2 separate regions of the Mus musculus genome follow, and region 2 is linked to region 1. A link is a loop called in an ENCODE intact Hi-C map of the cell type or tissue named here. Cell type or tissue: left cerebral cortex. All regions are shown on one strand.

Evidence for each region. A loop is a pair of places that touch in the nucleus more often than their neighbours do. Peaks named below come from ENCODE experiments on the same cell type or tissue, not always from the same donor. Only the 100,000 strongest peaks of a DNase experiment are listed, where the experiment ranks them.
Region 2: it touches region 1 in a loop (5-fold over the local background); 4 of 42 quality-filtered maps call a loop at or near these places.

What each region holds. Positions count from the first base shown.
Region 1 is chr2:70,033,802-70,041,801 of GRCm38, forward strand. It overlaps Myo3b (myosin IIIB), which reads left to right and starts at 5,325. Exons shown (of 35, transcript NM_177376.4): 1 at 5,325-5,351; 2 at 5,497-5,539. The coding sequence starts at 5,345. In left cerebral cortex, a CTCF peak has its summit at 3,612 (motif pointing right); a DNase peak (open chromatin) is centred at 7,192.
Region 2 is chr2:70,109,540-70,117,539 of GRCm38, forward strand. The region is part of intron 7 of Myo3b (myosin IIIB); the gene reads left to right. Among named protein-coding and RNA genes, the nearest start is that of Myo3b, 74 kb to the left of the region's middle. In left cerebral cortex, no CTCF peak of the experiment used is centred here; a DNase peak (open chromatin) is centred at 4,688.

The sequences.
Region 1 (8,000 bases):
ATAATGCCAAATAATATCTGCCACCTCTTTTGAGTCCAATACTGTGATTTACTGAAGGGTTTGAAATTGTGCACCAACTTGTTTTCCCATCTCCATAGAGAGCAGAATGGGAGTTGACGAGTCTTGCAAAGAGAGAATGGGTTAAATTTAAGGAAGAGCTTCCCTAAACTTAAGAACTATTAACCACTGGCTTTGCATGTAAGCTGGAACTCTTGCTCCCTTATAATCATTAGGGAGAGGCAGCAGCTGTCATGGGCAGTATATACTTGCTGAGAGCTATCTTGTAATTAGAGTATAGATCTGGGGGCTCTCAGTTCCATATCCCAAGATGACTGCTATTTGGTGTACAGAAATGGAAGAAGGAAATGTCTATGACTAAAGTGTCTTATATCTGAAATGACTCTTGCCTCCTCAGCCTCTTGCCTTCTGTCAAGTCTTCTTTGACTCTTCTCTGTAGTCACAGAGGATTTGGCTCTGTCTGACCCTGTCTCTAAGTGTGCCATTCAACTTGGGGGTGGGGTGGGGGAGGCAGTGGTCATCATTTACCTTTGAAGTAGCTCAACAAGGTACTTCTTCCTAGATAGGCTAACATACCACCATATGTTCTGGCTCACAAAGTTTGCTTCATAGCAAGCTTGTCTTTGTAGCCATTCCAAACTGATTCTGCAAGTTCCTTCCCATGGATTCTCATAGCATACCTTGTTACCCCTCTTACGGAGCTTGGTTTGATTTGGGTTATTTGACTACAAAATCCCGGAGGGCCAATGCTTATTTAGAAATATTAGGAATCCACAGAAAAATGAGATTGAGATTTTTCTAGAGAGTTAAAGATTTCCCATTTAGGGAGAGTTCACAAAAGACTCCATTAGCCAAGCAATGCCAGTGGTTAGTCTGATTTCTCAGGCAAAAGGCAGGCTAATTGTCTGCCATCCAAAGCATTTGGGGACTCCTTAAAACCAGCTACCCTGTGAAAAATGCCTTTAAAGGACCCCTGCTGTGTCTGAAATCTTTTCTATTAACTAAATGTTCAAACGGAGATCAATAGACGGACTTGTGAGCAAAGTGACTGCTTATAAATGCGTTGTTTTTCAAAAGGCAAATCTTAGGTCTGTTACTTATGACCCTCAGTGAGACGAAAGGAGTTGATACTAACACCATGAGATATAAATTATTGCCCAAGCTTAATAGATGAAGCCACAGGGGCTCAAAGAAGGGCAATAACCTCCACCAATGCGCAGTGATTTGGTGGCAGAGCCAGGACTCAATGGGCTGGATCGAATGCGGAGCTTGGGAAGGAAGCAGCATCAACCTGGGGGTGAGGGGGGCAGGCTGGCCAGCTGTCAAGAAAACCACAGAGTGATGTAGTTGTAGCTGTGTGTCCCTCAGGCTGCGATTGGCTAACCCAGTGCTAAACCCAGAGATCCAGGTGGGTAGGGCCTGGTGTTTGGGGTTAGATGCTTCATTTTTAATTATGTGTATGTGTATGTGTATGTGTATATATATATATATATATATATATATATATATATATATATATATGTGTGTGTGTGTGTGTGTGTGTGTGTGTGTGTGTGTGTGTAAATATGAAATCTACTGGGGAAAGGCACTTTTCAAAGGTGGTGTCTCATACTGCCAGTAGAATTTATAGCTGGGGTAGGACACAGACCATGTGATGGTTGGATACTATCCTCTGTCCTCTGCCTTGAACTTGTAGAACTAGGTCAGATGAGCCTGAGAGGCCCAGTGGGAAAGACTCAAGAGCTGTTTACACACCACCCACCCTATCCTGGGAGCAAAGTCTGAAGATAGGAGTCTATTAAAGTTGGGAAAGGACTTTTGTCCGTACAAATCCCTGCTGCTGGGGAACCCAGTGTCTTGGCAGTTCTATGTCAGGGGCCAGGAAAAGACTGAAGCAGCAGGGCTCTTTCTGACTCAGTGCTCAGGCTCCTGGGAACAGTTGGGATTTCTGCTGTTTAAGGAATTAAATGGTTGGAATCTCACTCACCCAGTGATAATACTCCCCAAGATGGTGCTGAATGTTGTGCAAGGGAGTTTCTCCTGGTGTAGAGAAATATGGGGGCTTCAGGAAGAGAAGGAAGAGGAAGAGAGACTCGCTTTTTGAGACGCTTATTCAGGGTTGAGGATTGTGGGGTCTGGCAGCTGGCACTCCCCTTGTAAGACAATGGGTCCACTCCAAACTAAGCCTGTGGGGCAGGGTTTTCTCTGGGCTGGGGAGAGGCCTCATGTTCCATAATTTTTTTTGTAAGAATGAGGTGTGTGTGTGTGTGTGTGTGTCCGTGTCCGTGTCCTAGGGCTTTTCTGCCTCCTGCTACCCAGGAAGATTTTCCTAAGTTAATTGACATAAGTGACTGATATTGTATGCATTCAAGTGATGTTTGATGAAGGAGTGAAGCACATAGAACTAACTCTAGGAGGGGGAGAGAGAGAGAGAGAGAGAGAGAGAGAGAGAGAGAGAGAGAGAGAGAGAAGCCACCAGCCTAATTGATGTAGAACATGATGAGAGACACCAGATCACAGAAACCAGATGAAGAAAAGCAAAGCAAGAACAGTAAAGCATCCAAGAAGCCACATTGGTTGGGACAAGAGTTGGCCTGTGTCACTCACCACAGGCACATTGTCAGAAACGCACCTGGACAGCTACATCTTATCCCACTACACCCAGAAGTCATGCACACTAGTTTCACAGGAAGCTCTAAAAGTGTCTAAACTCTCAGATATGTAAGAGAGAAGGCAAGTAGACAGGCAGGAACTACTGGCAGGTGAAGAGACTAATTGAAATGATGATTGCAATGGTCCTAAGAACTCCAAACTGAATTCTGGGCCCATTTAGTATAGCGTTAAATGATCCCTGTAGCCTGAAGTCTTTTCTAGATGGGACCAGTTCTCAATATTTTTTTTTTTTGGTGACTCTGAGTTCCTAGACTAGATGTTATAGTCAGTTTGCTTTGTCGTGGAAATTGGAATATATTTGTTCAGAAAACTTTTTGCTTCATAGAAGTGAAATTAAAAAAAAAAGTTTCAATGATTAATCTTGCAAGTCCATGAAAACGCATTCACCTAACATGACTCAGGGGACAAGGTTCAGCTGGAGCACAGGTGTGTTTGGGTTTAAATCAGTCTATTCTCGATGCAAATTATATTTCCTGTTTTCAGAGGTATAATTTGGGATTTTGTACAGGTGTTTGAAAATAGCATCAATATGATTCATGCAGAAATGATTCAGAACCACAAGGACTGAGCTGTCACCTGGAATTCATGCAGGTTACTAACAAATGGCTGGATGGATGAATCTGCTACTTTTCAAATTAAAATGAGGGCTCTAGAAGTAGAATTTGAAGCCTTTGATCCAAATTCCAGGTTGCTAGCTTGCTTCTGGGTTTGTTTTGACTTACTGCTATGCTGGACTTTTTGTTGCTGTGACCGCATGCCTGGTAGAAGCAACTTGAGAAGGATTTGTAGAGCCTGACAGTCTCAGAGGTCTCTGTTCACCACAGCATAGCACTGCGGCAGAGTCAAGAGCTTGCTCACACCACGGTAGTTGTGAAGGAGGGGGACCGGCCACTGGCTGGTTCCCTCCTTTTAGTCTATCCAGGACCCGACCACCAGATGGCGCTGTCCACATCCAGGGTAAATTCATCTTAAAAAAAAAAAAACACTCAGAGACCACTCATAGACAAAAACATGGTGCTTCTCAATCTAACCAAGTTGGTGGGCAAGATTAACAGTGATGGCGATGTCCTCTGTTCCCTGGACTCTTCTCCATGCACAGTGAGCGCTAGTTTGGGCTTAGGATGAACCCGATAGAAGAGCTTTACAGAAAAGATGGGAAGAGAGGAAACACGGACCACACAGGAAACAGAGCAGCAACCAGAGGATGGGGACCAGAGGAACTTCAGGTCCTGGGAAAATGGAACAGACATAGGAAGAGGAAGTTGACTGGTTCCACTAAGGATCAAGATGGATAATATTATGGTCATGATTACTATGGCAACATGGGATATGAATAGGCTCCATAATATATAACATATATCATAACATAATATATGTTAACAAAGTGTGCTAATGAAATAATGTCAGCCATACTACTGGCTGCAAGTTCCAGCTTTCTCTATACTTCTAGAACCTGCCTCAAAGGGTCCCTAAAGGGCTAGCACTTGCTGGCTGTAGCTCTTCTCAGAGGTTAGGTAAAGCTCTGTGGTACCTACCTTAAGAATATCAGAAATAATAATAATAACAATAATAATGATGATGATGATAATAATAATAATAATAAATTAGCAAGGTCTAGAGGATTGTGCCAGTAATCCCAGTACTTGGGATTACTGAGCCAGGAGGACTGACCACAAATTCAAGGCCAGTATGGGGCACCTAGTGCCCTTGTTACAGAACAGGACCCTGTGATAAGTAAAACAACCCCCCAGTCTTTGGTTCACCCAGTGCTAGGCGGAGGCTGTCTTTTGCAGTGGATGCCTTAGAATTCCCCATTTGTTGTTCAGACACCCAGGGCTTAGTAAGGAATATGAATATCTCTGTTAGAATCACTGCCTGAGTTCTGTTTCCAAATAGACTCTTAACTCAGAAATATGATTTCAAGAAAGACCCAAGCTGAACGAAACCCAGGGATGCCCTTAGTCACGACAGACAGGGCCATGAAGATAGCTGGCTTGGATTCTGGCTTTGGACATAAATGATGAATGTTGGATATGAATTCCTGGAGGTGAGTTTGTATTCTCAAGAGAAACCTGGGCTGCTAAGCCACGAGCAGGCCACCAACATAGGTGCTTAGCTTATGACTAGGACTCTCTGTCTGGAGACATTTCAGGCCTCCCCCACCCCCTTCTTCTCAGTTCCAGTGACAGCACAGAGAGGGGCTTCATAGATACCCATTGCGTGAAGGATATGTGGGCAAACCCACAGGGTTTGTTGAGCAATTGCACTTACAACAGTAAATGCTTTTGAAAATAAGCTTTCCCAGGAACTGAGCCAATAGCACAGGGAGGGGCATTGATGGATGCCCCAACATCCATAGCAGGTCAAGCAGGTACAAGTGGCCCCTTGGGATCTTTGGGACTCTAACGCCTGGTTCCCATCCAGAGTTGGTGCTTGTTGTAGCGCCTCAGCTTCAGCACAGAGCCTGGGCCTCCTCCCTCTGAGCTCCCTTAGGAAGGACCCGCTAACATTCTCTCCCTCTTTACCAGGCCTCCTGCTTCCCAGCGGCCTCAAGTTCTGGCGACTTATTCATTATTCATCTCTTTTCATCCTCGTGCTTGGGAGCAGGGCTTCCCTGCCCTGGGTTTAGTCCCATCTCTGGGCCGCTTGAACAATGGCAGGTAAGGCACTTCCTGCTCTGGCCAGGAATGGAATGAAAACGAATGCCAGACCCTGGTGTCCCGGGAGACCCCAGTGGGTTGACACCAGTCAAGGGCTCCGGTGTCAGGTGTCTGTCCTGATGCTGCTTTTGTTTGTCCCCTGCAGCAGCCTCGGAGGTGAGCGGTGAGCACACAGGAGACAAAACCGGGTAAGAAAGAATGGCTAACTCTTCCTTCCTGCACTCGGGAGAACCAGGCTGAAGCCATCAGATGTGCAGGGCACAGGGGAGCCTTTCTGCTTTTGCTTTATTTGTTTTTATCCTAAAGAAATTTCACACACACACACACACACACACACACACACACACACGCAGACCAAAATCATGTCAACTATTAAAATTAAGAGTTAAAATTAGTGAGGTTCAGTATATTTGATTTAAATGTGATTGAAAATGACTCCCTGTGTATTTAGCCCCCCCCCTTTTTATTTGATGCGTTCTTGTTTAAAAAAAAATTAAGCAACAGCTAGGAATTTTAATGCAATTCCATGTGAGTACTAAGCCTGTAAAATCATTTGCCATCTAACTAGATTTCTGGGTAAACAGTTTGTTCTTTACCCCTAACCGCCCATGTGTGTGTGTGTGTGTGTGTGTGTGTGTGTGTGTGTGTGTGTGTGTTGGCGCGCATGCATAGGGGAAAATGAAACACTGGGGATTGAACCCAGGGTCTTGTGACTGCTAGGCAAGTGCTCTTCTTGACACTAACCTCCCAGTCCCTTTTCTATCAGATCTCGTTGAGACAGATCTATGTGGCTCAGGCTAGCAAGGAACTTACTATATAGTTCAGGCTGGTCTCAAACCTTCCACCCTCTGCTTCTGCCTCCCAAGGGCTGGTGTGTTCCGTAATGGCTCAGCCCTGCTGCTGTCAGACTCAGAAATTTCCAAGTTTCTGTTCTTCAAGGCTGTTTGCAATCATCCTCCCTGAGTGATACTGAGAGGCCGTGTTCAAGAGAGCCACAGTCAAACCTCTGCTGAGCTCGACTCCTGTTGCTTAGACCTTGGGCGCTCATGCGCTTCTCTGGGTGCTCAGATGAGATAATGCAGAGTTTTGCTCTGTAGCACAAAATGTTTGGCCTGCAATGAGTCCCATGACATATCCCAAGCATAGGGAAAGGATGGAAGTCTCCTTTCTGATTGCTATAGGCTATATAGCACCCATCCCCACCTTCCCCACTTCCTGTTCCACCAAGGCCGAGGAACAACAGGCTTGTGGAGGGTGGGTCACATCTTTAAGATGGTCATGGTGAGAGCGCTGTTAGGGTAGTGAAGGGAGAGACCTGTGGATCTCCTTATTCTTATTATAATATCTGCTTTTGGGTGGCCTTATGACATTATGCTGGCTACAGTCATCCCCAGAAGAAAGAAGATGAGGGAGGGCGTCTTCATGCCACGTAGTCGGGAAGCTTCTTAAAATTAATTAATTAATAATAATAATAATAAATATTTTTTATTCTTTGAAAATCCCATGCCTTTATACAATGTATGCTTACCACATTCCTCTACCACTACTCCCTTCTGAGCCCCCATGTCTCTTCCAGTGCCACGCCCTTTTTCTTTTGTTATCAATAACTCCCAAGTCCAATTAATGGTGTGTGGCCATCCAGAGTGATTTTCCCTCTCTCAGCCCCCACCAACTGCCATCAATGCTCTTTTGATAGCAGTGGGGTCTCAGGTCCCCCTCCTCAGGTCATGCTGGAATTTTGACTGCTGCGAGTTGGTGTGTATGATACAGACAGTGTATATAGATGATATCCTCTGTGGATGTCAGCAGCTCACAGCTTGCCTCTCCATCTGCTGGCTCCTGCATTCCCTTATGAATGTGTAAAGTTTTCTGAGACTTGGAAGGCGAGGCTGATACAGGTGGGCACTAAGAGTTATTTATACTTAGTACTTTAACAAGGTATGAGTTTCTATATTAACTACCATGAAATAAAAAGGGAAACTTTCTCTCCAAAATTGAGAGCAGCCTAAATCTGTGGGTATAAACATGCATATTCAGAATGCAGTTTGGTAGCATGGCCGTTTAGCAAAACAACACTAGATTCTGCCCTCCATACTATGGTCTCCTAAGCCATGGACTTTTGGCCAGGTTTACAGCACCAGGCACAGGATCCCTTCTGTGGATCAGAATCCCTCATGTCTAATTAGAAAGCAATTAATTACCCCCATAACCCTCATACCACCATTGTGTCAGTGGGTACATCTCATTAGCAGGTCAGTATTGTGGCAAACAGGGGCCAATCATAAAGGGTAAGATTTATAAAGGGTAAAAATTCAGCTAGAGAGGACAGTAAAACACAGTATTGTGGGAGAAGGGGAGCTTACACTGGGTTTAAAGGTTTGAGTGGGGATAGAAGAGTCGAGGCGAGGAGAAGGTAGGGGTTGGATAAGTGAAAACTAAGGATACATGAAGAAATGTTATGGAAACTCACTAGTTTGAGAGATAATAAAAATATGTACTATGTTAATATATTTATTTTTATTATTTTATTATTTTAAAATTATGTGTAGATACATGTTACATGTGAATGTGTGGACATGAGTTTTGGTGCCCATGATGGCCCATTAGATTCCTGGAGTTACAGACAGTTAGGAGCTGCCTGGTGTGGGT
Region 2 (8,000 bases), 76 kb after region 1:
AAAAGCTGGCAGATTACATTATTTACTTATTGTAAACGTTTCTTAAATAGGTTTAAAAGTTCGGAACTAGATCTAAACTTCTTATCACATATTTATAGACCCATTAAAAATATTTAAAAACTACAAAGCCAGTGACCTGCTAATCAGCAGTTTGATGAGACAGGCTATTGTTTTATGCCTTAGCACTCGATTGTGTCTCAGCACACAAGTGTGGGTTCTTTGAGTCTGGCATACCACATGCCACGTGTTGACCTGATCCCTACCCACTGCCATGTGGTTGCGTTTCAGTCCACATGATCTCTCTTTGAGAACAATAACTCCTCTGGCTTCTAGCCATTGCTTTCTGTGAGCCGGGCACAGTCTCATAGCAAATGAGTGTGGGTACTAAAACTATACGGCAGGTAGTTAGTTACCCAGGTGATCTGGGAGGTTTGCATTTGTGACAGTGCAACCACTGACATTAAAATGAAGAAATACACATTTCATAAGGACCTGGTGAACCCCACAGGGGCGGAGGCTCATGGTTCCTTTGAAGGAGAGCAGAGTCCTCCTATCCCGTATTATATCTGTCCAAGTTTATTTTCAATTTCCCCTTCACTAACAGTAGTGGGCAACGGATTTCCCTCCCACATTCCTGGGCCACATGGAGGCTCCTACTTCTTATCTCTGGGTAGTAGCCTGCCACTGCAGCCTTCACACCCAGCCTGCGCTTAGCCCACAAGTCATCTCTGCACAGTATGGGAGGGTCTGGACTCCCAGGACTTGAAACTTTGGTGGGGACTTGAACCCTGAAACTCTCCATTCAGTGCTGGCCCAGAGTAGGCGCTCAATGCATATTTGCTGGATGAATGAACATTTGGTGAGGAAGCCAGAGGGATCAGATGAATGGACTGCACCTCAAGGAAGGCACCAAAGCTATTGGATTGGCAAATACCTCCTTAGATTTCAAGTGATGTGTCCTGAAAGGGACGCTAACCAAAGATGTGCAGCTCGTTGAGTGGCATAATGTGGAAGGAGGTACTCCTGTTCTAATCCCAGCAAACTGCTTCTCTTTGTCCCTGTATTTCTTTTAGACAGGAGCAATTCTGGGCTAATATTTTTGAGATGAGTAGGTGACCCCATTTCTCAAATGGGGGCTGTGCCTAACCTCTGGATATGGTCTCTACAGGTTCGCTCTCTCCTTTGTTGGGCATTTCAGCTAATGCCATCCCCGTTGGGTCCTGGGAGCCTCTTGCTTTCCTAGCATCTGGGACTTCCTAGTAGCTACCCCCAGTTCCCTGTCCCCCCACTGCTACACACCTCTATTTGGTTTTCTGACCCTCTGTACTTCTCCCCCATCATCCTCATACCTTATTACTGAAATAGAGTATCGCTTTCCCCAGCCAAGCTTCACTCAGCTCTGTGGCCCTGCATATACACCCACAGGAACAACGTCCTATTTGTGAGATCAGTGAGGCAAGCGTTTATGCAGTCTTTGAAAAGTACAATCAGTAATGGTTCAAATTAGCATTGTCTGCATGTGAAGCCTAAATGCAATATTGATTGTATATGCTTTCCCTTCAGTTTGTGTGAATAAGTGGATTTAGATTAAATACAGCAACAGTGCCTGCCCTAACAAGGCTAGTGGAATCAAACTTGCAGATGGCCTATACTTTATTTTTAAAAGACCACAAAAATACCCTTGATCTTATTTTATTTCTGAGAAATTAAACCATTATTTCCTTCTATTTTGATGACACCAATGTAAGTGTGATATTTTAATTCAAGTGGGCTATCCTACGAACCAGGTAGTTAACAGAATGTGACCATATCACAATCAAATGTTGACAAGATGTCAAGACTCACAATTCACTTGGGCTGTGAGAAGCTATAATCAACATCTCTAGCCTTTTCCCCTCGGTGCCTGGTGTAGGCACTGCTGACAAAGAAAAATACTGGTAAAGCACTGTCAACTGAGCAATGTGTGTGAGGCAGGATGCTAACGGTGCGAATACTCTGATACATACTGCTGGGGAGCAAATTGCTGAAGAGAAGAAGAAAGAGGAGGAGGAGGAGACGGAGGAGGAGGAAGAGGAGGAGGAGGTGGAGGAGGAGGAGAAGAAAGAGGAGGAGATGGAGGAGGAGGAGATGGAGGAGAAGGAAGAGAAGGAGGAGGAAGAGGAAGAGGAGGAGGAAGAGGAGGAGGAGATGGAGGAGGAAGAGATGGAGGAGGAAAAAGAGGAGGAGAGTCCCTACATAGAAAATATGTTTTAGATTGCCATGAGAAAAATAATCTAGACAATAGAAAACTATTTTCATATGATAAGACCAGGGGTTGGAGATTCCAGAGTTCATGATTCTGCCCCTCAATAGAGTCACCAAAGTCCAAGATCTTTTTTTTTTTCTCTTATTCTGAAGATTGAGGTTGGGACGCAGGCAAATGCTCTACCACTGGGCTCCACTCCCAGCCCTGAAACTCCAGTTTTCAAAGTCTCCCTGGCTGTGATTGCTACGAGCTATATGACTTTATTGTCCAGGGACTTCCTTGGTGGTGGATGTATAGGCACAGTGCCTGTGATGAGCTGAGAGGCAGGAGTCACTCCAGCACTTCAACAGCCCCTGGAAAAAGCACCGTGTGTGGTAAGATTCCATAGAAGCCTTCCTTGACTCCATTGCACCAATCCTGGAGTCAGATGTGCACATCTGTGAAAGTTTGCTAGTGGCATGGAGCTTAACTTAACTCAGCACCGCAGAAATGGGCCCTCTCTTAGTCTGGGGTTTGGTCACAGTGTCAATGGTTCTAAGGCTCTCAGGTAACTGCTTGGGTCCCCCTCTCCTTCAAGCCTTGTATGTCACAGGTGCTTGTTCAGAGTGACTGTACACACACATGTGCACTCACATGCATGGGTGCAGACACACATGAATAGACACATACACACACATGCACACAGACATACACGTGTGTGAACACACACACAAACACACACTCACACTCACATACCACATGAGTGCCTGTCTCGTGTCTGGTCTGTGATTTTAGCTAAGGTACCTTTGTGTGTGTTGAACACAAACAACTTCTCATTGTTTCTTTTCTCCTATACTGCCTCCAGATGGTTGGTTTCTCTATCAGTAATATTCATATAATGGCAGCACCTTACATTTGTATAGAGTGTTTGTATATGTTATTTTATAAACACACAGACTCATCTGTGAGATGCTTGTTAGTACGACTGTGAGTGTTATGAAGAACCCAATACCTGGTCTGGCCAAGTGCCCAGGGACATGGGATAGGTATATGAGCGGGTATATGGCTGGAATCTATCTTTTGTGATTCAGTGAACTAAAAGACTTCAGTATAATTCATGCTAGTATCTACATTAGTATCATTTAGCACATATTTATACCCAACAAACACCTGACAATTTCCTGTGGGTAGGAGAAAGAGGCAGAGCCTACTTTGTGTTAGTAATGGGTGAGGGTAGCTGACAATCTACCAGAGTTGCCATCACATCTTGGGAAAAACTGAACAGAATTAAAAGGAGGCAGTGGAAAGAGACAATAGATAGTTGTTCGTGTTTAATACTAAAAAAAAAAGTCTCACATATAGGCAAAAATCAGGAGACCACAGATATCATATGTGTGTGTGTATGTGAAAGTGTTCATGTATGCATTGTGCATGTGTGCATGTGTGTGTGCATATGTATGTGTGTGTTTAGAAATGACATCAGTTTTTATTGAGTTTTTATCTGTAGACTGTGCTGAAGTGACACCATATACTTAGCTGGTGTGTGCAGCTATTAAATATTAACATATCTCCATTCTCTTGAGTTTTCCTCAGCTATGGAGACACCATGCCTCTGCCTGGTACATCCCCAGTCTCTTAACCAACTACAGGGGCAAAGCCTTGGTGAGGAGGGAGAGAGCTTCAGGCCAGCACAGGCAGCTCTTCCTTCTATGGCCGCTGCCACACGCCAGCTAAGTGTTGAATTTCTGGGATATGGAGCTTGCTAAGCATGCGTCCAGCAGGAAGGAAGCCTTCACTCACTGGGACTGGCTCCCACACCCTGACTCTGATAGGTGCCTTTTTATTATGCACTTTTGTTCATTCTCAATGATGGAGATTATTTCCCATCTCACTACTAAGCAAAGTTAAGCTTGGAGATGCTGTGTCCCAGACTGCTTATCTACTAAGTGCTGAAGCCATTTGTGTTCCCAGGCAGTATGAGAGTGCAAACCCCATTTTATAGATGGAAATAATTCTCATGCTTGCTTGGTTTCAAGGGTGTTCATAAGGGATGCTGTGTGTGGGAGATGCGCTCCTGGTAAACAACATGTTTATCCTGCTCATCCAACAAGACACAAAAGTATGGCAGAAGGATGCTCTGAAATGGGAGTTTGAGAGGCATCATTTAAAAAAACTGCTACCTGCAATGTACAGCCTGACTTCATGTTGCAGTTTCAGCCACTGAGAAGCATCCCGTGTAGCCAGACCTGGTGTACTCAGCATCCCCCCCCCCCCCAGGCAGCTAACACCCTGTTTCTGTATTAGAAAACAGACTCCTGAATAAAATAAACATTTGCTTCTTTTCTGAAAAAAAAATTCCCCCCTTTTTACTTCCATCTGCTTGTTGTTGCAAACAAGAGCTAATCAGCAGAGTGGAGAAACAGATGTGCTGTGACGATGCTCTCTGCCCTGCCCAGGGTCCTTGACAGGAACGGTTGCCATAACAACCATCTTACACCAATGCAGAAATAGCGCAAGCTTTTTGCAACCACTCTTGACTTCATTAATTATGCCATTCCTAGCTAAATGATACGGCAATGCCATTTCCTTTGGCCTCGCCAGGAATAGAAATGAGAAATGAGATATTTTTTGTTGAAGGGTTGAAAAAGCCACAAAACATTACAGTTCTGTAAATTTTTTTTTTTTTTTGCCATTATTACCATTTATTTTCCCTAAGTTCCTGCTTGTGAGCTTGGTTCCCAAACAAGTGCTTCGTGCTGCACATGAGGCACTGAGTGCTTTTGATGAGCGTTATTTGATTTAGGATCCTGGGGACCCACCAAGGATGGCGTGGCTGTTTCTGCCCTAATGTTTCTTGCTGGTGAGATAAATACGTCACAGCCAGTAACCATTCTTTGTCCTTGGACAGTGAGGATTGGAGCTGAGATATGTAGCTCCAAACTCTTCAGCATCATCACATATATTTGTATGTATTCATGTGTGTGCACATGTGTGTGCACATGTGCGTGTGTGCCTGTGTGTGTGTGCATATGTATTTGCGTACATGTGGAAGTCAGAGCTTGAAGTTGTGTACATCAATTTGGATAGGCTGGCTGGCTGGTGGGATCCAAGGACGTACCTATTTCTACTCTCCTAGTTTTAAGGTTACAGACAAATGCTACCTTGCTAGCTTCATGTGCCGGGTGCTGAGATTTGAACTCAGGTTCTCATGCTTCCACAGCAAGTCCTTTATTATCGGAGCCACCCCAGTCCCTAAAGTCCTCCTCCTTAAGTCTACAGAAATTGTTGGGATTGGAGAGATGGGTTGTAATAAAAGCACTGGCTGCTCCTCCGGAGGACCAGGGTGCAATCCCCAGCACCCACACGGCAGCTCACAACTGTCCGTAACTCCTGTGACATCCCCATACAGACATACGTGTAGGCAGGCAAAACACCAATGCATATAAAAAGAAATAAGTCCTCAAAAAGAAAAAGAAATAGTTTAATTGTGAGCACTGCTGCTCTCAATAAAATGTTTATGTTTGGTTAATATTTTCATTAAGAAGTACCCGTCTTGATGTCAACCTAAAATGAGCAATAGAGACACCAACTTTCTAAAAGAATTCATCCATCAAGTCATGGTACTATAGTATAACTTATGAATGCAACAGTTATCCAAAGAGACGTCAGCTTGGGGGCACTTTAAAATAGTTTCATATCACCATCATTGTTGTTGTTGTTGTTGTTGCTGCTGCTGTGTGTAAGGGTGCATATGTCACAGTGCACACGTGGCTATCAGAGGACAGCTTTGAAGTCAGTTCTCTCATTCTCTGGGCTCCAGGGATTAAGCAAAGAAATCTGCAGCCGGGCCAGGGCTACAGCTGGACCAGGGCTAGAGCTGAGTTAGGGCTGGTTACATACATACACTGGTTTCAGGGGCTATCCCAGAGATGACATTAGTCCTTTAGCAGAGGCAATATGGGTGTGGCCAGTGTCCTTGGTTAGTGGCTACTTGTTAGTACATTGCTAGATTCATACAGCAAGTAGCAGAGATACCTCCCTGTGGTATCTACGAGGGCAATATGGTATCTGAAAGCCTGTTCTTTACGATACATGGCTCCAACTTACCAGGCTCAGATGTAAGAGGCTTTGGTTTGGTATTGATAATGCACTCTCTCTACAGTCTTGAAGAAAACGTAATATTTCAACGTATCACTAAACATTAAGAATTAACCCCAAAAGAAGATTCTGGAGAAACAAAGTACTTTAAGAGAATAAAAATTTTTGATTGATATGGCTTTAGTTTGGATAAAAAAGAGAACTGGGAGCTTTCTCATGTTACCACTGATGTCAGAAAAGTTGCTGAAGACTAGTGTGAGTGTTCATGTGTGTATGTGGGTGTGCTTGTGCATGTGCTTGTGCGTGTGTGTATGTACTCATGTGTGGAGGACAGACATAAGTCTTCTTTTATGGCTCTCCATCTTAGTTTTTTGCAACAGGTCTTTCACTGAACCTGGGTGACTGTTCCAGCTATTCCTGAAAGCATTAGGATCCGCCTGTGGCCAGCCCCCAGGGCTGTGATTACAGACGCTCCCCACTACACCCAACTCTTACTTGGGTGCCGGGGATTCAAACTCAGACCCTTCTACTTGAGCAACACTCTGGTCACTAATTCCTTAATTCTCAACCCAGAACTGACTAAATATTTTTGACCAGAAAAATGGGAGAAGAGAAAAAAAATGATATTACAGTTGTGTAACGTGGGGTTTTTATGGGACTCCTAACAGAGGGGAGGGGGCTTGTCGCTGACTCTTATTCCTGCTTTTGGGACCCTTGTCCTCCTACTGGTTTGCCTCATCCAGACTTAATAAGAGAGGAGGGGCCTAATCTTATTGCAACTTGATATGCCCACTTTGATTGATATCTCTAGGAGGTCTGCTCATTCCTGAAGGGAAATGGAGGAGGAGTGGATGTCGAGGGAGGGGGGACTGGGAGGAGAGGAGGGAGGGGAAACTGCAATCAGGATGCAATATATGAGGAATAAATTGATTTTTAAAAAGGTAGAATGAGGAGGGAAAAGAAACCACCTACAAAGATGAACTAGCAGTGGAGTGCTGGGGGCAGGGGTGGGGTGGGGCATGGGGGGTGTATCTGCCGCAGGAGTGACTTCAGAATGGTGTTGCCCTGTGAGGATTCAGGAAGAAGTCCATGAGGGGCTGGCTCTTGCCAGGCCCTGAGGGTGCTTGAGTTTGAGCTTCCTGTCTTCAGAATTGTACATTTCTGCCCTTTCTAAATTAAACGGCAACAAGTCGCACATGGTGGCGCACACCTTTCATCCCAGCACTCAGGAGGCAGAGGCAGGCGGATCTCTGAGTTCAAGATCAGCTTGGTCTACAGAGTGAGTTCTAGGACAACCAGGGCAACACAGAGCAACAATGTCTTGAAAAACTTAAACGAACAAGCATGCAAATAAACAACAGCAATGAACCCCTGTGTTCACACATGAGCAGAGATTTTATTTTGATTTAAGTTTTATTGCATCATGATGAGAAAATATACATACTTTCAATTTACCTGAATTTGCTAACATTTAAAAACATATTTTGAGTAAATAGATTTACATCACATTCTTCTTCCTTACATGCGTTTTTCTCAATATAAATTTTAAATAACTCCAAATATATTAACTGTATGATATTTTAAATAATATATCACTATTAGTTTTTAAATGAACTTAAATATAAAAAGTCTTTTTGTTTGTTTGTTTTGTTTTTAGTAGAGCTTAAAATCTTGGCTC